Regions from separate parts of the Mus musculus genome. Here regions 2, 3, 4 and 5 are each linked to region 1. The links are chromatin loops, found by intact Hi-C in ENCODE. Cell type or tissue: heart. All regions are shown on one strand. Region 1 overlaps Mcph1 (microcephaly, primary autosomal recessive 1). Region 2 overlaps Gm35934 (a long non-coding RNA gene). Region 3 overlaps Mcph1 (microcephaly, primary autosomal recessive 1). Region 4 has its middle 19 kb from the start of Gm35934. Region 5 has its middle 28 kb from the start of Agpat5.

Region 1 (4,000 bases):
TGTTTACTATGAAGTCATGTCTGAATGACAGTTAGATACAGTAGATTTTTGTTGTTGTTGTTTTAAAGAAACTTAAAAGATTCTCATTGTTTACACTTTGTACCAGCAGGATGCAGCAGAGTATCCTGTTAAAGTACGTTCATATCTGATAGCCACACTGTGTGTCTTCTCAAGCCCACAGACTCTAAAAGGGGGAGCTTTTTATTTATTAAAAACTTGGGAAATATGCAAGTAAATATTTTTTTAAGATTACACCACAAATTCCTCAAATTTTTAGGAAGATTTCAGTTTATATAATTATTCTGTTGTATAAAGTTATCTCAAACACTGTTTGATTTTTAAATATTTTCATTCTAATATTTTTGTGGAATATTTTATCTCTCCATCTGAAACAAGAAATGTCAAAAGGGTCCATATACGAGTGAGTCACAGGTTTGGGAAGACAGTTAGTGCCGTTCTCCAGAGTGAGTGAGGGCCGACCTGACATTTCTGCTCTTTCTCTCTGGTGGGAAAACGGTAAACATTCTATGTAAAGGACTCGTGTGCTAGAGGTAGTTACTTCACTCGTGACTTCAGGTAAATCTTTTCCTTGACTCAGCACTTGGTATTTGAAGTAGGTTTGTTAGCTAAGATTTTACATTGCCCCTTCCTAAATCCATTCTGACACACTTTCAAGAGTTTGTAACCTACTGTGAAATGTGTCCAGCCTCCCTCCACAGCCATTCTAATGAACTGTCTGCATCTCTCACAGACGAGTTTTCCTTTGGAAGTGGCCTACTGCCATCTAGATTAATCTTCTTTGAATATAAATTTATAAATGTTTATCTTAATTATTGAGAAACTTTTTTAAAAGGAGATAAAAATGTCGTGAGTATTCCCATTTAGATATATTATCTCTCTTGGTTATAAGTTAACATAAATAAATGGCTTATGTCAAGGTTATTTTTTTTTAAATGCACATGACCCTCATTTTGTATTCCCATCCATCTGGCTAAGTTAATACGAAAACTCTGTCTGTGGGAACTTACATTCCATTATGGACTTACATGGACAAAAGTCGTTTTTGAAAAACTTGAGCACAACCATGATAAATAGTTGAGCATAAAAGTTATAGCCAAGCTTATGAGCAGTTATGATGCTCCCCGTTAGGTGTGGAAAAGACCCTCCGCTGTCCTTGTCCCAGCATGGATCCATTTGTCTCTCGATGGCCAGGTTTCCCTGGTTATTTTCCTGTGTACTCTGCCTTTCTTTCAAACTCTGCCTTAAGGCCCTCATCTGGCACCCACTACCACATCCACCAAAGGTTCCTGCTCCAGGAAAGGGCACAAGTCAAGGAAAAGCTGACACAAAATAAAGAGAAAATAAAAGGAAACAAACTGGACAGAGACCACAAAGAGGGCGCAGTTGCAACAGTATTAAGATACCACGCTGCTCACATCTGCTTCCCTCAAGGGGAACAAAATATGCAATAATGCTTTTAAAGCCTAAAGTACTAGTCTAATAGAATATTTACAGGAAAAGAAATTGTATACTTTCCTCAAAAAAATCATTATGCCTTTAAATGACCTTACATTTTTTTTTTAGCCTGTATGCCAAAAAGTCTTGTTTGACTACAATAAAAAATTAAGCGCACAGAACCCTGAAAGCAAGAGAAGGTACTCTCAAACGCTCTGTTAATACTCACCTGCTCCCTCTGCTGGTCTCCTAAGAAGTGACCGACAGAAGTGTCATTAAGGTCATTAATAGAAACGCTGAGCAGTTTAAGCATCAACTGGTAAGTAACCTGGATGCTGTTAGTCATATTGCAAAATGGCACAGCATAGACAAAGCCTTCACATCCGTGCACGCAGGCACATGCGTGTAGTGCACACGGTACACACAGCAGTACAGTTACTGCCCAGAGGACACAGAAGTCTGTGCTGCCAATCCTCTGGGGCCCAACTGCCTGAAGCAAGACCCCACTCTAGTGAACCTGAGTGGTACTGTGACAAAGGCATTGCTTTGTGGCACCAATGGTGAACTTCATGCCCCCAGAAACGTCCCCAAAGCAGGTAAAGGCTAAGTGAACTGCCGGAATGTCTCCAATGTTGATTTTGATCCCAACTATTAACTTAGTCAAAAAGAAACCATCTTGCCAACCCCAACTTGCCCCATAGAGCAACCTAAACTGAGAGAAACTACATTCCACACTGAGGAAGTTGGTTGCATAATTTAACAATGAAAAAAGGCACAAAACGTGATGGGCATTCAGAGAACCCAACTGCAGCTTAAGAAAGGGATGGTGAAGGAATAAACTCACTCCACAGCCAGCTCAGCCATCAGAGCCTACCCACCCTTGGAGAACTCGAGGCAGTGGAGTAGCCCACTATGATCCGGAGAGTCCTCTGGATGAGGTATGGAAAAGGGGTAAGAGGGGTAGAGTCAGAGAGGCCAAAGACACCACTGCGGTCCCTCAGGGCAGACATGGTGGCCTGAGCTTCTGGTGTTAATTTGGGGACATGCAAGAGGAAGAAGCATCAGTGTGACTGGCTGCTGTGAGGAGTGCAGAGATTGGGACTGGGGACTTCTCTGTCACCTGAAACCATTATCGATGCTGGTTAGGAGGCGTAAGCCCTCGCTAAGTGCTTGCCTAAGGCGAGCAAAGCCCTGAGTTGCATCCCAGCAGCACAGCGCACGGCTGTTGGGGAGAATGGGGAATAAGAGGGAAACAACTTTAGGTGCTGGAATTATTTCCATAGCCTGAGCACCATAATAAGACAATAAAAAAAACCACCAGGCTTATCTAGTACTGTGGAGGGTGGGAGCACAACCATGATAAATTTTTCTGAAGGCATCCTGTACTGGCGATATGAATTCTCCCCCACCTTTCTCCACCTTCACCAGACAGAAACAATAAGAACACAAGCCATCCTTTGCTAAGCAGAAGCCAGCAGATAGAAGAAGTAAGCAGGCTAGCAAAGCCTTCACAAGAGGGAACTCATAGATGTCTTTCTACCCCAGCTCTGTCATCTTGCTAGATCAGTTCCTTCGGGTACTGTTAAGAGGTACCACAGTCTCAGATTTCCGAGTCATTGCTAGCCTCCTTAAACAGCCTTTGCTGACATCCTTATGTGACATGGATAAAAAGAAGCTGCCCCTTACTCAAAGTGCCGTGGCTGGCATTTCTTAGGCATAGTACTGAAATTAATCCAATCAATAGTCCTTCACCGAAGGCTCACCGGGGCAGGCTCTGTGGCTTCTGGCGTGCTACCCCTTGCCATAGTTTCTGTTCTGGGAGAAACAGGCAATGAATAAAATAAAGAGGAGCCAGTCCAATTAGTAAAAAGGTATAAAGAGCCCAAGGGGGTTGCTTATGACTCAAAGAAGAGGTGAGACCTCATATGCCGGATACATTGTATAGCTTTATACCTTTGCATTAATTTGTCATTTGAGGTCCCCTGTTAAGGGTTGGATTGTGCTAACCCTAAGTCCAAGTTGAAATCCTTTCTTCAAGGGCCTCAGAATGCTACCTTATTTGCAGCTGTAACCATTCAGGTATATTGATTTAAACTGGAGTAATACTGAAATAGTGAGGGCCTCTCTCTATTCAATATGGCTGATATCTTTTTAAAAGATGTTCATGGGAAGACACAGACATCCTCTAAAGATGCTATGTGACCCTGGAGACAGAGACCAGGTGATAGTACCCTCAGACAGCCATCAGCCTCCAGAAACCGGGAGAGGCCAGAACAGGTACCATCATAGGTCATCCTATGGGGCCATCCTATCAACAGCTCGGCCTTGGACACTCTGGCCTGCAACGCCATGTGGGCATGAATTTCTGTTCCTTAAGGCCCTCAGTTTTGTGGCAGTTGTGATTGACCTGTTGAACTAATACAGCGTCAAAAACAATTCACATTAGGAAGAAGATTACCATGTGCTTCCGCCAAACTAGCCACCTGATTCCTCATGCTTCCTGTTTAACCTGGGGGCAGTGGGCAGAGGGGATCCAGGCAGCTCT
Region 2 (4,000 bases), 150 kb after region 1:
GAGGGGCCCCAGAAAATTGTGAGTGAATCCCAGACATTAGACATTAAGTTACTTACACAGTTGGGGAGTGGTTTTGCCTTGGTCTGATTGTGAGTGTGCCCTGGTTCTTCCTTCTCGAAGTAAGAAAGTATTTATCTTTGATTTATCTTTTAAAAGAGACTTTGGACTTCTAAACAGAGTGAGTTTTAAAGTTTCTGTATTTGTTTTTTTGTTTGTTTGCTTTTTGTTTGTTGGTTTGTTTGTTTTTAATACACTGTCACTCTCTTCAGTCACACCAGAAGAGGGTGTCAGATCCCATTACAGATGGTTGTGAGCCACCACGTGGTTGCTAGGAATTGAACTCAGGACCTCTGGAAGAGCAGTCATCAGTGCCCTTAACCACTGCGCCAACTCTCCAGCCCCAAGTTTCTGTATTTGTAAAAAGACAGACTTTTTAAGTTTATGAATGTTTTATATTGTGATATTTATATTGATGTGATCTGTGGTCTTGGGTGAAAAAGAAAGGAAAGGTGGTGACTTAACAGTGACGTTTGTGTCAACTAGACAAGGGATCAGTTGTGCTGGATTATTTAGACACAAGCTATGGTTATCACTTAACTAAGACAAGGAATAAGGGGTTACAGGGCTGTGTGTGCCCTGCAGGCCGTCATCCATAGAGTTACTTAGCCTTGTTTTTGGTCCCAGCCTCCAGAACTGTAAGGTGGAGCTGTCTCTAGTAGACTTGCCCACCTGGTTACTTTGTGACCACAGCTGAGCTGACAAAAGAGCTTCCTGGAGGGAGGGGCTTTCAGCCTTGCCCTCAACACCTGCTGAGACTGGCTTGTGGTGGAATTTCCTTGGACAGTTAACAGGGCAGGCAGGGTGACCCAGGAAAGATTCCCAAAACATTGGGGTCTAGTCTTTCTGTGTCCTGTCACCTAACCTGCCCTTCCCACCAAAAGTCCTAGAGTCCCCAAGAGAGCCTAGAACCTGGAGGTGCCTTGCCTCTCAAGTGGGTGGGAAGGAAGAGATGCTGTAGGTTTTGAAGGTTCCCTCTATCTGTCACATTAGGTCAGATCTCGACTCAGTCACATTCCAATGTGGCTGTCCATCCCTCATCCAAAGGCAACAGAAACCTAAAGGATTTCCCCTACAGTCTTTAGGGCTTCATTCTCTACGGCATCCATAAATCTGCCATTAAGTAAATTGATTATGCTTTTCTCTTGCCAATCTGTAATCTGTCTGTTGTGGTAGGAGTGTTAGTCGGGCCCTTTGTGCTGGAGGAGAAGGCTCCCACCTGCCTCGCCCTCCCCCCACCCCCACCCCTCCCCACCCCTCCGCACCCCTCCCCACCCCTCCCCACCCCTCCCCACCCCTCCGCACCCCTCCCCACCTTGTCTTCTTGTCTTTGTTATTTACACTTGAGTTGGTAAGGTATTTCACCTCAGGGGGAGGGAGCAAGGGAAAGCTGCAGATAAGACCTCTCTCAGTAACTTGCCCAGAAAGTCAGTTTCCCCAAGGCAGTGAATGAAGCCACCTCCCCAAGCCCCACGGCCACCCTGGGGCTGCCACCAGAGGACAGCTAGTATTGAAAGTTTTACAGTCAGCCTGGTAAACACAATGAGTGAGCTACCTTTGGCCATCTCTGGGGAAAGGCCCCTTTGTGGATGTAGAAGCTGTAAACAGCTCCGACTTCCTGTGCGGGAGAGCAGCCAATCACAGAGAACGAGAAATCGGGGCGATCAGGGTCAGAGAGGTGGGCTGCACCAGGAGCTCCTATGGAACGTGCACCATGGAAGAGGGGCTACCCTACTGCAAGGGCTTCCACTGAGGGGGTTCCTTTTGCGACGACTCCAAGACTGGCTTTAGGGTTCAGGACATTTTTCTCCCCCATCCTGTTCATTGTATAGTTCTGTTCTACATTTGGGCTTCGCTTCTAGTTTCCTAGTTGAAGTGGAACACCGACCGGGGATTTGGCACCACCTAGTGGTCATGGAAAAAAGCTGACAGTTGAGTTTTTGAATAGTTCTGAATCCAAGTTCGGAAACAGTGGCTTACACACAAAGATGAAAATACTACACAGCAGAGAGAAGAGCAGACCCTGGGAGCCTCGCCACCACAGTCAATGAGCCCTCCCTTCTGGCGGGCACCTTTGTGGGGAGGGCGCTGCTGCTCCTATCGAGCCAATTCTTCCCTTTTTCTCTCTCTCTCTTTTATGTTTTTTTTTTTTTTTTTTTTTTTTTTGGGACTTTGGGTTTTCTGAGTCAGGGTTTGTTATGTAGCCCAGGTCAAGGTTCACCTTGACCTTGAAATCCTCCTTTCTGTGCTTCGTAAGTGCTGAGATTGAAGGCATGTTCCACGATGACCAAGTTTAGCCCATCTTTCTAAAAAGAAAGCTAGGAGTAGTATTTGCTCGGATCCCTCAGGATAGTTTAGGTCATCGAGTGCTCGTGTGTGTATAAGTGCTACACACACACACACACACACACACACACACACACACACACACACACACGCATATACATTGGAACACACTTAACTTATAATCAGCTCTGCTCCTGATGGTAGAAACTTCCCAGGTCAGCCCACACATCCCTGGTAGCCAAGGAGGGATGGGGTCAGCCTGCTTGTCTCTGATCACCTGATCTATGAGTCTCCCAGCTTCACCTGCTAAGACTGAGGCAGCATTTGAGGACCATAACCTTGCTTCTCGTTACTTATTAAGGTGCTTCTGGCTGTGGGAATGAGGTCCACTGAGGAGGGGGAAATGTCCTAAGCCCAGAATCTTGTGCACCCACAAATCTCACACACCAGTATCTTCTAATTGAGATGCAAAGGCTGCCTTTTGGAGAGCCCAGGATCACTTCTCCAGAGGACACATGGTGCAGGGGTTAACTGGTTATTTTGTAGGGGGAAAATGCCTATATGATCTGTTTGGACACCAGACAAAAGAGAGTCACAAGAGACACAGCTGGGTGGACAGTTTCTAAGAACTGCAGGAGAAGGGTATTCGCAGAGCCCAGCATTTGAGTCCTGATGCATGGGGGTGGGGGCGGGGGGCATACAGAAGCCACAGACATGCAAGACACATCTCACAGAAATCCATGTTCCGGCTGAGCATCTGTTTGGTTCCACAGAATGAAAAACATTCCATGCAGCAAGGTTTTAAGAAGGGCCTGGAGAAGAAGTCTGTTATGGCACACTGCAGAAGGGGATGACAGTCCCCTGTCAACAGGAAGTCCATGTAGCGTGTCCAGGAAGCAGAGTGTAATTCTCGGGGCTTCTGTGCAAATGTGTTCTCTCTCGATATTCATGTACGAAGACAACGTAAGTCACTCAAAGAAGTTCGAGGAACTAAATGCAAGTCTTAACCAGGGTCTTTTACTGCATAGGATACAGTCCTCTGTAGGCTCAGTTCAGGGACTCTTTCTCTGGAGATATAAATGTGCATCTCCTCCTCAGAGGTTGTCCATGACAAACCAATGTGCTGTTCCAACTTGGGGAACCAATGTGTTTATTGGGCATACTTACAGAGATGGATGAGGGGTTACTGGGAGGAGCTCCACACCACAGGAAAGACTTGCCCCAATATACATGGTGACTCCCATAGTTGAATAGATGGAGTCTACCTGCTTCCAGTAAGCTTCCACAGGTTATAAACACTAGTGCCACCAGGGATGGAAAGGCTACAGACAATTAGGACAGAACTGCACAAGAATAGCCTGGAGTGCCCGAAGAAGTGGATGTTCCTTAGGCCTTCCTTTTACGATATATAGAATGTCAACAGTCTACAAGCCCCATCTTGGTGGGCGGAGTCTCCTGGCAAGCATCATATCAGCTCTGTAGATGATGGCTATCATGCTCTATAAGACAAACAGCATGAACCATTTCTTTTTCTTTTCATCAAAAATAAGCCTCTTGAAATATAATGAGAAAATGAGTGAAGGGAAGTTTACAACTCGAGGAACGTTTGACTGCAAGATCTCTCCTGGGACGGGGTGGCTGCACGGACTCTGGGGAT
Region 3 (4,000 bases), 130 kb before region 1:
AACACAATCCTGGATCTGAGCCTTTGTGTCCTGTCACTGATCAGTGAATTGTTAAGATGCTTGTTTTAAAGTGGGACAAAATGCGTCTTCTCTAACTAGTATGAACCAAGGCTTTCCCCAAACTCTTACCTACAAAAGATGATTGGTAATTTAATGAACTTGGGCTGATGGTCTGTGAGTTAAACAACTTTTGTAACCCAGAAGGAAGGTGGTAGTGCTTACACACCAGAACTGGTGCGGGCAGTCCATACTATCTGACCTTGTGCTTATGGTGGCTGGGATATTCTTAACGTGGTAATCGGGATCCTCAGATTCAGTCGTTCTCTGTTCAGATGAGTCCCAACCATCTCCTTTTGCTCTTCAGTAGAACAAGTTGGTACGAACTACTCTGTTAAACTCGTAACTGTGCTAGAAAAGAGGCACATACGATACACTTAACTCCTGCTCCTTTCTCACCGTTCTCACTGGGCTTTCTTGTTTTCTTTCTCCCTTTCTCTCCTATCATCTCCCACCTTCTCTCCTCTCACCATCTAACTGTATCTCAGGCTGGCCTTCAGCAGTCTTTGTGCCTCTGCCTCCCCAGTGTTGGGGTCGTCAGCGCGAGTCAGTGCATCCAGCTCTCCTGGTAGGACCATTCTGAAGCTGTGGGCTTCTGTAGGCTTAAATGTGGGCCTTTCTTAAAAGCAGCTTTGTAAAAGTGTGGCTTAAATCAAGTGTGGTGGCTCATGTCTGTAACACTAGGATCTGGGAGGCTGAGACAGGAGGATCACAGAGTTTAAGGCCAGCTTAGGCCTTCTGGCTTGTTCCAAACAACCTGGGGTACGATGCCAGACACTGTCTTTAAATGTCCCCTTTGAGTTTATAGATTGGTTTGTTATCTCATAATCACCAAAGTCAAAAGACTGGGGTTTTATATGCCAGAGTAACACCGCCCGCCCCTTTGAAGTCAGCACCTTTCTCCCCATCCTTCAGCCTGGAGCAGCCTGTGATCTGGATTCTGTAGGCAGTTCATTCCTTGATGTAGGATTTCAGGCAGATGGACTCTTCTCGCATGGACTGTTTGGCTTCCTCCACTTGAATGATAGTTTAGAGATTTCTTCATGTTTCATGCAGTAATAGTTTCCTTTGTCTAGCCAAGTAGTATCCATTGCATGTGCATACCACAGTGCATTTGCCAGTGGTGGAAATGTGAACGGTTTCCCATTTTTGGTTACTATGAATGAAGTTGTTATGGAGATTTGTGTTTGTGCCTTTCTGTGTTTTCATTTCTCGTGGTTTATCACCCAAACAAGGTGGCTGCATGGTTTTATGTTCCTCTAGCAGTGTGAGTGTTCTTTTGTTCCATGCCTTCACCCACACTTGGGATTTGTCCATCATCTGAATTTAGCAATTAAGAGTGGATACATAGCAGCCTTTCGTAAGTTCTAATTTACATACCATATAATTTTCTCAGTTAAACTATACAATTTACTGCTTTTAAACATACTCAAAGAGTTGTACAGCCATCTCCACAATTTTAAAGTATTTTGTACCTGGAGTTGAAGCCTGCACCCTTTAGCTCTCACTCCCACGTCTGAAGCCTCAGCAGCTGTTTATTCACTTCCTGCCTTTATAGTTTTCCAGTTCTGGGTATTTTTGTATAAATGCAGCTATATAGTTTGGCAATGCCTGAAGCTGCTTCTTAGCAAAATCTGTTCTGTTGTCCCTTTTATTTGCTTCCTTTTTCTGATCAAATAGTGCTTGATTGTATGAGAGTATATGCATGAGCACACAGGAACACACACAACACACGCACAAGCAAAATGCTTATTGGACTCACAATTCCAGGTTATAGCATCATGGCAGTCATGTCACTGCAGCAGGTGGATGAGAGAATTGGTTCTGTTCCATCCATGGTCAAGAGCAGGGAACATTGAATGTACATGTGTTAATAGTACTCAGCTCTGCTCCTCCCTGTTTTATGCAGTCCAGGATCTCTTTCTCAGTGAATGGTTTCATCCAAGGCAAGATATTCTTGCCTTACTCTAGACAGTCCTTTACAGACATGCCTAGGAGCCTGTCTCCTGGGTGCTGAGCTGTTAGTTCATAGTAACTATCACAGGGTAGAAGGTAGTCAGCCCATATATGTGTACCGTGTGCATACGGTGCCCACAGAGGCCAGAACAGTGCATCATCCCCGGAACTGTACAGTTACACTATAGATGATTATGAGTCACCCAGTGACTAATCCAGGTCTTTTGCAAGAGCAGCACTGCACTAACAGCCAGCCGTCTCTCCAGCCACAGGAAATTTGTCTTTAACCAGTCCCCCTCAGAGTACCCTGCTCCCACAGGCAACGTGTATGCATCTTTTGCTCACAAATGTTCTTTCTTTTTATACCACTGTACAAGCCAGTGGCTTCTGCTTGCAGTTCTGATAGGAAGTAGGTAGTTGGATCTTGTGTCCACCATGGATACAGTTCCTGTCACATAGAGCTTTTTCCCTTCCTCCTGTGCTGCCTGCCATCCCAATGTCCAAAGCTCTTGGCTTCTAGTTATCTCACATGGACATAAGAATTCCACCCTGGTGTTAGGAGAGTGGGTGTTTCTAGGCACCCATGTCCAGACATGCTCACCTGCTCCTCTCTCTTGTGCTCCCCACTCCCGCTGGGGAGGACCTGGAGTCCTTGACTTCTGCACCTCTGCTAGGCCTGGACTTCCTTTTGTTTGTTTGGTTGGTTACTTTCCAGTTCTGCAGGCAGCTCTTACCCACTCCTTGTTTTCATTAGTTTATGTCCCATTTGTTTTCTTTTACTGTTATTTTATTGGGATCTGGTGGACGAAGAGAAAATCGTGCACTTGTTCTGTCGTTTAACCCAGATGACAAAACCTGTTTTATTCCCTAAACATTGCTTAGTTATTATCTCAGGGCCCTGTTGTGCCTACTCTGTTACTGTCAATCTTCAGTGGTCCCTTGGGTACTCTCTTGCTCCTGAAACCTATTGTTTGGGTGACCTATTTGTGACACTTCCTTCAATACCTCTTTCCTTAGATAGAACCTGCAGGGGCAGGAGGTCAGCTCTTAAGCATAGCAAAATGTCCGCAGGGAGACCAGAACTCTGTGTGATGGTCTCTCATAACTGGGGTTGTCTGCCTGATCTTTCTCAAAGCATTGGTGGTATGTAGGAAAGTTACTTATTTGGTTTTTATGTTGATTTTGTATCTGTCACTTTGCTAACATGTTTATCAGGGCATTTATGCTGGAGGCTTTATGGTTCCTTAATAGATAATATCTTCTAGAAATAAGAACACTGACTTCTTCCTATGCTACTTGTATTCTTTTTATTTACCTCTCTTGTCTTATTGTTCTTTCTAAAAGTCCATTCCTCTTTTAAGGTAGGGTCTCATTACGTAACTCTGGCTGACCTGGAACTTGCTCTGTAGACCAGGTTGACTATGAACTCACTCTACCTCTGCCTGAGTGCTGGGATTAAAAGCGTGAAGCACCATGCCTGGATTTATAGTTTGTATTCTTTCACTTGAAATATATACATGCTCAAGTGGGACTGGTTTGTAGGAAGATGGAAGTGTCATTCCTTCCTAGTGGATTGTGAGTGTTGTGAACTATCTATAGACAGATGGCAGCAGCCACAACTGCCAGAGAGGCTTGCTGCAAACATTGTAATTTTGTAAATATTATTATTATTATTATTATTATTATTATTATTACAAGTCATTCCTGTAACTTCAGTAACTGTTTAGAGATGGTGAAGCTGAGGTAGGCTGTATATGTGGAGATTCTAAGGTGGACCATAAGGACAGGGAGATAGGCTGGTAGATGTGGAGACACTAAGGTGGGCCATAAGGGCTGGTAGGTGTAGAGACACTAAGGTGGGCCATAAGGACAGGGATGAGCTAGATCGACTGGGGAAGTAGTGAGTGAGATTAGATAGAAAGGATGGGCCTGTGTCCGTGAGGATCAACAGGATAGATTATAGCTACAGAGGGTCAGTTAAGAGGAG
Region 4 (4,000 bases), 170 kb after region 1:
TCTGATACACCACGGGTCCCCCTCTGACCCACAAGTCTTTGCACTCTCAGCATCCCACCACACCAGAGGGGTGTGTTTGTCATCATCCTTGAGCTGCATTAACATCACTGTCATCCAGAGCCCGGTGCCTACCCCAGCTCATTTGTAGCATTGCATGTTTTCTCTGACTTTAGACAAGTGTGTGACACTACCCACCAGAGTGCTGGAGACAGGCGTGTCTGCTCCCAAACTCACTCTGATCTGTCTGCTCATGACTCTGCCCCAACCATTTGGCAACCACCGGCTTTCCACGGTATCAGTAGTTTTGCATTTTCAATGTTAGGTCCTTGAAATCATAATGGATAGACATGCATCCTTTTAAGATCCTCCGTTCATATGCTTTAAGTTCACTCCATATAGTTCCCCCTTTCTCTATGTACCTGTACATGATGTATATGTATATATGATATATATATGATGTATATGTATATGATGTATATATATGATGTATATGTTATATGACTATCACATACATAGTACATGATATACATGAATATGTATATGGTGTATATAAATATGTATATGATGTATAAGAATATGTATATGATGTATACGAATATGCATATGATGTATATGTATGTGTATATGTATATGATGTATATGTGTATATGATGTATATGTATGTGAATGTATATGATATATATGAATATGTATATGATGCATATATATATATATATATACATATATATATATATACACACACACATGTATATTTGTGGGGTGCAAGGAATTGCAGGGCCTTGCACATGCTAGGAAAACACTTCATTACTGAGCTGTAACTCCATCCCTGTGTGTAGGTTTTTCGTGTACACAGTAGTTCTCAATTCCTGGGGTAAACGTCCAGAAACACAAGTGCAGATCCTGAAGCTGACAAGTGCTTAGTTGTATGAGAAATTGCCAACCCATCTTCCAAAGAGTCTGCTTCATTTTGCTCTCCTGCCTTCAATGTGGGAGTGTCCATGCCCGCACTACCCAGTGCTCTCTGTGTTCTGGGTTTGCCTGTTCTAAGAGACATGTCAAGGCATATCCCTGTTGTCTCTTTCACTTTTTTTCCAGTTGTCCTGTGGCCAGGAGTGTCTTCTTGTAGGTTTAATTGTCTCTCAAAGCATCTCTCCAATACAATGGTGCTCTCCAGGAGGGCCCCTCCAGGAGGGCCCCGAAACTCAGCACTATGTGTGCCTTCTTGAAAGCCCCCCCTTTTAATAAAAAAAAGACTTTTATTTATTTATTTATTTAATGTATGTGAGTGTCAGGTGTGTCACTGTCTTCAGACACACCAGAAGAAGGCATCATATCCCCATTATAGATGGTTGTAAGCCACCATGTAGTTGCTGGGAATTGAACTCAGCACCTCTAGAAGAGCAGACAGTGCTCTTAACCACTGAACCATCTCTCCAGCCCAAACTTCTCTTAAGAAGATTGAATTAGATCCTTTCCTCGTTGCTAAGACAAGATACCTGGTGAGAAGATGTAGGCATGGAAGGGCTTGTGTTGACTCGCGGGGGTGGAACAACCCATCACTATGGGGAAAGCATAGCAGCAGGACCTTGAAGTGGCTAGTCACATGGCATCTGCCATCAAGAAGCATAGTTGAAGGATGACACTCGGCTCAGGTTCTCCTTCCTTCAGTCGGGGACCTCAGCCCATGGGATGCGGGCATCACTGCATTTATAGTGGGTCTTCTCATTATAGAAACTCTCTCAAAGACCTGCCCAGAGGTTCGTCTCCTAGGGAATTCTAGATCCTACCACACTGACAATATTAACTATATAATATATGTGTGTGTACATACATACATACATACATACATACATACATAGTTTCTTTTCTAAAATCTATGTCTAAGCATTGAAGCACTGGCTAGAAGACATTAAAGTAATCCAGCCAGGTCACTGTAGCAACTTCCTGAACTCAAGGCAAGGATCTGGTTGGAAAAACACCATCACAGCCAAAGAACAAATACAGAAACTGGGAAATGCCACCTTTGGTGTGCATGCTACCCAGGAATCAGGTGCAAACAATGACCAGGGGTCAGATAGTTAATAGAGAGCTGGTTCTTGTGTCACTCACTCACACTTAAAGACTTCAGCCAAGGCCAAGCTGGCCTGGCGTCGTCCCTCACACCATTAACAGGGAGGTCTCTGAAACACTGGAACAGGCCCAGAGCAGAAACGTGTTGGGACACTTCCTCTACACTTCAGCAGGACAAACATCTATTCTGGGTTTGGGCTGTTTCCAAGTTGGGTTACAAGATGATAAACAATAGGGATTTTGGAGGGGAGGGGGAGCGAGTGAGATTTTTTAACTGGGTACTTTCGCAAAAGCACAATTAACACAGTACTTGAAGAAACGATCAAGTAGAATAGTTAGGGATGTGAAGGATTGTCTGCGGTTGTAAAAAACATTTCCCACCATGGTTCTTGTTTATCCCTTGGATGTTTGGGAAGACCTGCCGAGGCCATATTTTTGTCTAGTCATTTGTGTTTCCCATAGACTCCGAGAACTTTCTTTTATAGACTATCAATAATTATCCATCTGACTCTGAGGGTAAGAAATGGAAAGTAGAAAGTTCAAGAAATCAATTAGCCGGCTTAAATTTGCTGAGAAATCCGGGACGGTGTTCAGGACTGAAACTTACAAAAGTAAATCAACATAGGATGGCAAAGTAAATTAACCCGGATGACAAAATGAAAGGAAGAGCTCCGATACAGCCTCATAAATTTCCTGCTCCATGCATTTCGAGTCTCCAGTTCCTAATAAAATTCTCATGAGAACGGAGTACTGCTTCATAAAAGCCCCCGAACTTGCCCCATGAGAACTGGCTGGTTTATAAGGCCACATGGGTTCAAGGCTGTGGTTTATTTATTAAAAATTTCTCAGTAAATATATCATAGTTGACTGGTGACTGCCCTGAGATCATGGGGAGGCCATGTTTCATTCCTCCTGCCCCCAAACCAGGAAGGAAAACAAGAAAAAGCACGTCAGGAACTCTCTGAAGAAACCATAGCTTTTCACTGAAGAAAGTTCTAGGCTCCTTTTGTTTACCTTCAGTCCAGAGACCTCAACCTCTTTCTTCGCCCACCCCTCCCCCTCCCTTCTCCTCCCCATCTCCCTTCTCTTCCCCTTCCCCAACTGATAGGGTCTCATTCAGCCCAAGCTATGTAGCTAAGGATGACCTTGAAATTCTGATCCTCCCATCTCCACTTAAGTTCTAGGATTATGCAATCCCCAGGGCTCAAACCTACAGCTTTGTGCATGTTAGGCAAGGAGTCAACTGACTGAGCGGCATCTCCAGTCCTGGATATGTGTTTAAATGACATGGTGAAGCCAATGCACTCATAGCTCACATAGCTCTCTCAGAGGGAGGCCTTCCTACTGCCTGAGAGGGACACTGGTGAATACATGTGAATACAATGTAGTCTCAATCTGGGCCAAGTAAAGACTTCACTAAAAAGCTGACATGGATCTTGGATGGTCCTAAGACAGTGTCTGTCATGATCATCCCAGCTTAGAGGAAGGGAAGTTTCACACAGAAACGTCAACCCTTGCTGAAGTTATGGACCTTGTCAGGGTCAGAGTAGGGTGGTGAGCCCAGGCCAGCAAACCTCGGTGTGATGTGTGGGCTCACAGGACTAGATGTAGGGAGATGTCCTGTGTGGTGTCTCAGGCGCTTTTATCATTTTGACCCCACTTACCCTGACTTCTTTTCAAATAAACCCATGTTTGGGGTGTCCTGATTGAGCCCAAAGGGACATAGATACACGCACGTAGGGGCTTTTTGTTCCCTCTCGTATGTACCATTGTTGAGGACAATGAGGCTCATCTATGTATACACACGACACAGCGGTGTCTCCAACCTTCATGGTTCATGTTAGCTCTAAACATGTGGGCTTGTCTGGAGCCAAGCCTGAGTGAGTTGGCTCTGCATGCAGGTATCTGCTGAAGTCTATTCTTGGGGTTC
Region 5 (4,000 bases), 69 kb after region 1:
AGAAACGTGTTAAGACTCGGAGGAAGGTTTGAGAGGACTGGAGAGAGAACTCTATTGGTAAAGGATTTGCCATGCAAGTGTGCAGACCCAGAGTCTCAATCTCCATACAAAGTCAGGTACAGTAACACATATCTAAAACCCCAGAACAAGAGAGATGAAGACGAGCCACCCAGGCTGGCTGAGTCTGTGAGGGCCAGGCTCTATGAGACTCTGTTGCAAAGATAGGATATGAAGAAGCACCCAAACTCAACCTGTCCTACACACCATATACACATGTGCACACAGCCACACACCACATATGTACCACACATACAAAACAAACAAACACAGCACACACACACATGTGCATGCAGGTGTACACCACACACACACACACACATATTAACATAGATATACACAACATACACAATGCACAGAGTACACATACAACAAGCATGCATACACATGCATACGTATCACACACAGAGTCATGTTTGGAGGGCTTTTTTTCCCAGCCTTCCTTCTATCCAGATGAGGGACCAGTGTCGGAAACTCACTGCTGGTATCTGGTTTCATAAACCCAGTCTCATTCCCTCGTGTTAGAAGTCGCACACATCACAGACCGACTCCAATTCAAAGGCAGCCTGCAAACTTAAGACACTCAAGTAATAATCCCGTAATCAGAGAAAGTTGCTCTTTTGATTGAACAAACCTATGTTTTTAGCTCAAGATGTATGTGTTGCCTCTTCCAGAGTCGCTCCAGCCAGTCTCTGGTTATCACAGCCACAGAGAGACAGCTGATCAGTCTTCAGTGTGGGGTAAAAGCAGCGGCATTTTCAAGATTTCTGGTTTCACCCTTTTAACCCAAAGACTAGCTATAAATAGACGCGAAGTCTGGGGTTTCCATGGCTGAGTGCTGCTATAAATAGCTTTAGACATTTTCCCACTTCATGCTTTCTAAAAGAACATTCTCTACTTCCCTTCTTGGATAACCTTTGGGAATAGAGCAAGACCACATTCAGAAGTTTATTACGGGACCCTGACAGAATGGCTAATGAGCCTTCCAGCAACCGTGAGTGTCCCGCAGATATTAGAAACAAACCTGAGAATAAAAGGATTTCATAAGTGTATGCAGTTAAACTCTTACATGTAAACATATTTCTGAAAGAGACATTTTCAAAGGAAGCAGGCTGTTAATATTTTGCCCACTTTCTCATGTCCCTGGGAATGTTCTTCTAAAACACAAAATTAAGCCTAAATTAACCATTCATCAGTTCTGAAGTGAAACAAATGTACTCTTCTTTCCTTCTCTTGTCAGGCCACTGTGGGGGTGTGAAGAAATGCATTGCCTTCATCTCCCTCACAACACCTCCTAGAGAAAGAGGTGCTGGCCCAGCTACCGGGAGTTCAAAAAGTCTGTCTTCTGCATTGAGAATGCGCATGGGACCTTCTTGTAAGGACCTCGGGTAAGATCCTACACTGAAGTGCTCTCTGCTGGTGCTGCTGGCTTGTGGAAGCCGGAGCAGAGTCCCACAGAAAGGCCTCTGAGCATGTCCAATGCCTGCCTGCTAGCAACCTCTGCTGGTGGTTATTTTCAACAGAGAAGGAAGGGAACCAGCAGCTAAGTAAGCAGAGGAAAGGGAAGGTTCATACGGCCCCAAATCAGGTTCTGGGTTTGCTGTGTTTTGTTTAAAGGTGGACAAAAGAAGATCAGTAAGAGACGCTCAAGATACTGGTGATTTTTGAAGCAGAGTATTTGAGCACTTTTAGCGCTACAGAAAATATTGAGCAAAATATTGGACAAAATTGAAAAAACATTGAACAACAACAACAGAAAGAAAAAAAAAAACAAATAATGTTCCTAGCACTGTCAGTTTCCTCTGTTCTTAATGTAGCAAGATTGTGGGTTGTATTGGTTACAGTTCTAATATGTTGATTAAAATTAGCCCACAGTTTAAATTAAGGGTCACTGCTTGTGTTGGGCACTCCACAGGTTTGGGCAAGTAGAAAATGACACAAGCCACATCTTAAATGTTTTACAAATGAATAGATTTCTCTCTGCCCCAATCTCCCGACTCTCCACCTACTCATCTTCCTCCCCCCGAAACCCCTGTCAACTATTCATAAATGGTGGCCTCTGTGGTTCTTGTCTTTCCCAAGAAACTACCAGACTCTCCTCCACGAGGGCTATTTCGGAATATATTCCAATCAGCAACAAGGGAGTGTTTCTATTGCTGCCCAACAGCATCTGGGGGGCATCAGTGTTCTGTGCATGGCTCTTCTCATGGATGTGCAGTTCATGCCAAGGCTGGGGGGCATCAGTGTTCTGTGCATGGCTCTTCTCATGGATGTGCAGTTCATGCCAAGGCTGGGGGGCATCAGTGTTCTGTGCTTGGCTGTTCTCATACATGTGCAGGGGATGCCAGAGCTGGGGGCATCTGTGTGCTCTTTTCATAAGTGTTCAGTGAATGCCATGGCTGCATTTAATTTATAGTTCCTGGTACACATTGATAAGTGCCTTCTGGATGCTTATTCACCTCTGTGTATTTTCTATGATGAAATATATTAGGATATTTTCTCCATTTTTAAGTTGCCTATTTTTTTTTGTATTAAGTTCTGTCTGTATATTTACCTGAAGTGTTTTGCAAAACAAACATCCATTGCACAACTCATTTTTTCTTCTCTTCATCATTGAACAGCATTTGTCATGGAACCTCAGAGACATTTAAACTAAGAATTCAGCATAATGGATTCTTACTTTTTTTTTTTTTAAGTTAAAAAAGTGTGTGTGTGTGTGTGTGTGTGTGTGTGTGTGTGTGTGTGTGTGTGTGGTGCATGTGCATGTGCATGTGCCCGTGCACATGCACTCTGCTTGTAATGGTGCCTGCAGGGGTCAGAAGAAGGCACCGAATCATCTGGGTGAAGCTGTACTTATAGGCAATTGAGCCCCCTGCCTGGGTGCTGGAAACCAAGCTCTGGTCCTCTGAGGGAGGAGCAAGTATTCTTCATCATGGTGCCATCTCTCCAGGCCCACTTCTGATTTTTAAGAAGACCATAATACAAGGAGGAAGGTCATATAGTTGTAAACCAGATACAAGTATTTCACCCACTCAAGGGCATTCAACTAAATGAAGCAAGCCACTTACAAACAGACAAATACATGTAGTTAGTCATCTCCAGGGGCCAGACCACAGTAACACAAGGTGGAAGACAGCAGTCAGGGCTGCTTGGTGAGTACGGTTTCAGGTTTGCGGAATGCAGCTATCTGGAGAAAGCACTCATAGCTCTATGAATTTTCTTGGTACTGCTGGCACAGACATTTCCAATGAGCTAAGGAGGAGAGCTTCAAGTTATTGAAGTGGACGAAGTGCTTGGGAAGCCAGGCAAACGAGTGAAGAGATTGCTGTCTGGTGTGCTGATCCTCTAAACAAGCCTGTAGTTTCACACATTCGTTCTATTCTTTGGAAGCTTTTTTCGCCTGAGCATGGAAGTTATTCGATAGAATGCCAGGAGCATGCGCGAAGCCCTGGGTTCACTCCTCAGCATCATCTTCAAAATAGAACACATCAGCACTTGGGAAAATTGAGGCACCAGAGCTAAAAATGCAATGTCAGCCTCAGTCTCTGGTATGGTACAAAGTGAGTTCAAGGCCGGGCTACATCAAAATGTGTTTTACGTAATTTTTTGAAGGAACGCAAAAGTTGAGACACGGTGAATGACATGCAGGAGTCTAAAATAGGGACAGAGGCACAAATGCAATTCAACAGTGTACTTTGAAGACGTAGAAACCTTCCCACAAGCAAGCCTTGGGACAGAGCAAAGGGTCAGTGGGACAAGCCAATATCCAAAGGAACACAGTTGCTGAGGAAGAGGAAAACTTTAAGATAATAAGCCAGGCTTGGTGGTTCACACCTTTGATGCCAGCACTCAGGAGGAAAAGGCAAGTGGAGCTCTGTGAGTTCAAAGCTAACCTGGTCTACATAGTGAATTCCAGGGAAGCTAGGGTTACACAGAAATACTG

What was found. Peaks named below come from ENCODE experiments on the same cell type or tissue, not always from the same donor. Only the 100,000 strongest peaks of a DNase experiment are listed, where the experiment ranks them.
Region 2: a loop joins it to region 1, with 3 times the contacts of the local background. A loop is called at or near these places in 9 of 42 quality-filtered maps.
Region 3: a loop joins it to region 1, with 4 times the contacts of the local background. A loop is called at or near these places in 12 of 42 quality-filtered maps.
Region 4: it touches region 1 in a loop (2.4-fold over the local background); 8 of 42 quality-filtered maps call a loop at or near these places.
Region 5: a loop joins it to region 1, with 2.8 times the contacts of the local background. A loop is called at or near these places in 10 of 42 quality-filtered maps.

Annotation. Positions count from the first base shown.
Region 1 is chr8:18,747,927-18,751,926 of GRCm38, forward strand. The region is part of intron 12 of Mcph1 (microcephaly, primary autosomal recessive 1); the gene reads left to right. Among named protein-coding and RNA genes, the nearest start is that of Angpt2, 8.4 kb to the left of the region's middle. In heart, a CTCF peak has its summit at 1,711 (motif pointing left); no DNase peak of the experiment used is centred here.
Region 2 is chr8:18,897,391-18,901,390 of GRCm38, forward strand. The region is part of intron 1 of Gm35934 (a long non-coding RNA gene); the gene reads right to left. Among named protein-coding and RNA genes, the nearest start is that of Gm35934, 2.9 kb to the right of the region's middle. In heart, a CTCF peak has its summit at 1,965 (motif pointing left); a DNase peak (open chromatin) is centred at 1,771; H3K4me3 peaks cover 1,032 bases; H3K27ac peaks cover 1,023 bases; H3K27me3 peaks cover 555 bases.
Region 3 is chr8:18,617,097-18,621,096 of GRCm38, forward strand. The region is part of intron 3 of Mcph1 (microcephaly, primary autosomal recessive 1); the gene reads left to right. Among named protein-coding and RNA genes, the nearest start is that of Gm25763, 5.0 kb to the left of the region's middle. In heart, no CTCF peak of the experiment used is centred here; no DNase peak of the experiment used is centred here; H3K27ac peaks cover 501 bases.
Region 4 is chr8:18,919,211-18,923,210 of GRCm38, forward strand. No RefSeq gene overlaps it. Among named protein-coding and RNA genes, the nearest start is that of Gm35934, 19 kb to the left of the region's middle. In heart, no CTCF peak of the experiment used is centred here; a DNase peak (open chromatin) is centred at 2,181.
Region 5 is chr8:18,816,432-18,820,431 of GRCm38, forward strand. No RefSeq gene overlaps it. Among named protein-coding and RNA genes, the nearest start is that of Agpat5, 28 kb to the right of the region's middle. In heart, a CTCF peak has its summit at 1,563 (motif pointing left); no DNase peak of the experiment used is centred here; H3K4me3 peaks cover 374 bases; H3K27ac peaks cover 1,150 bases.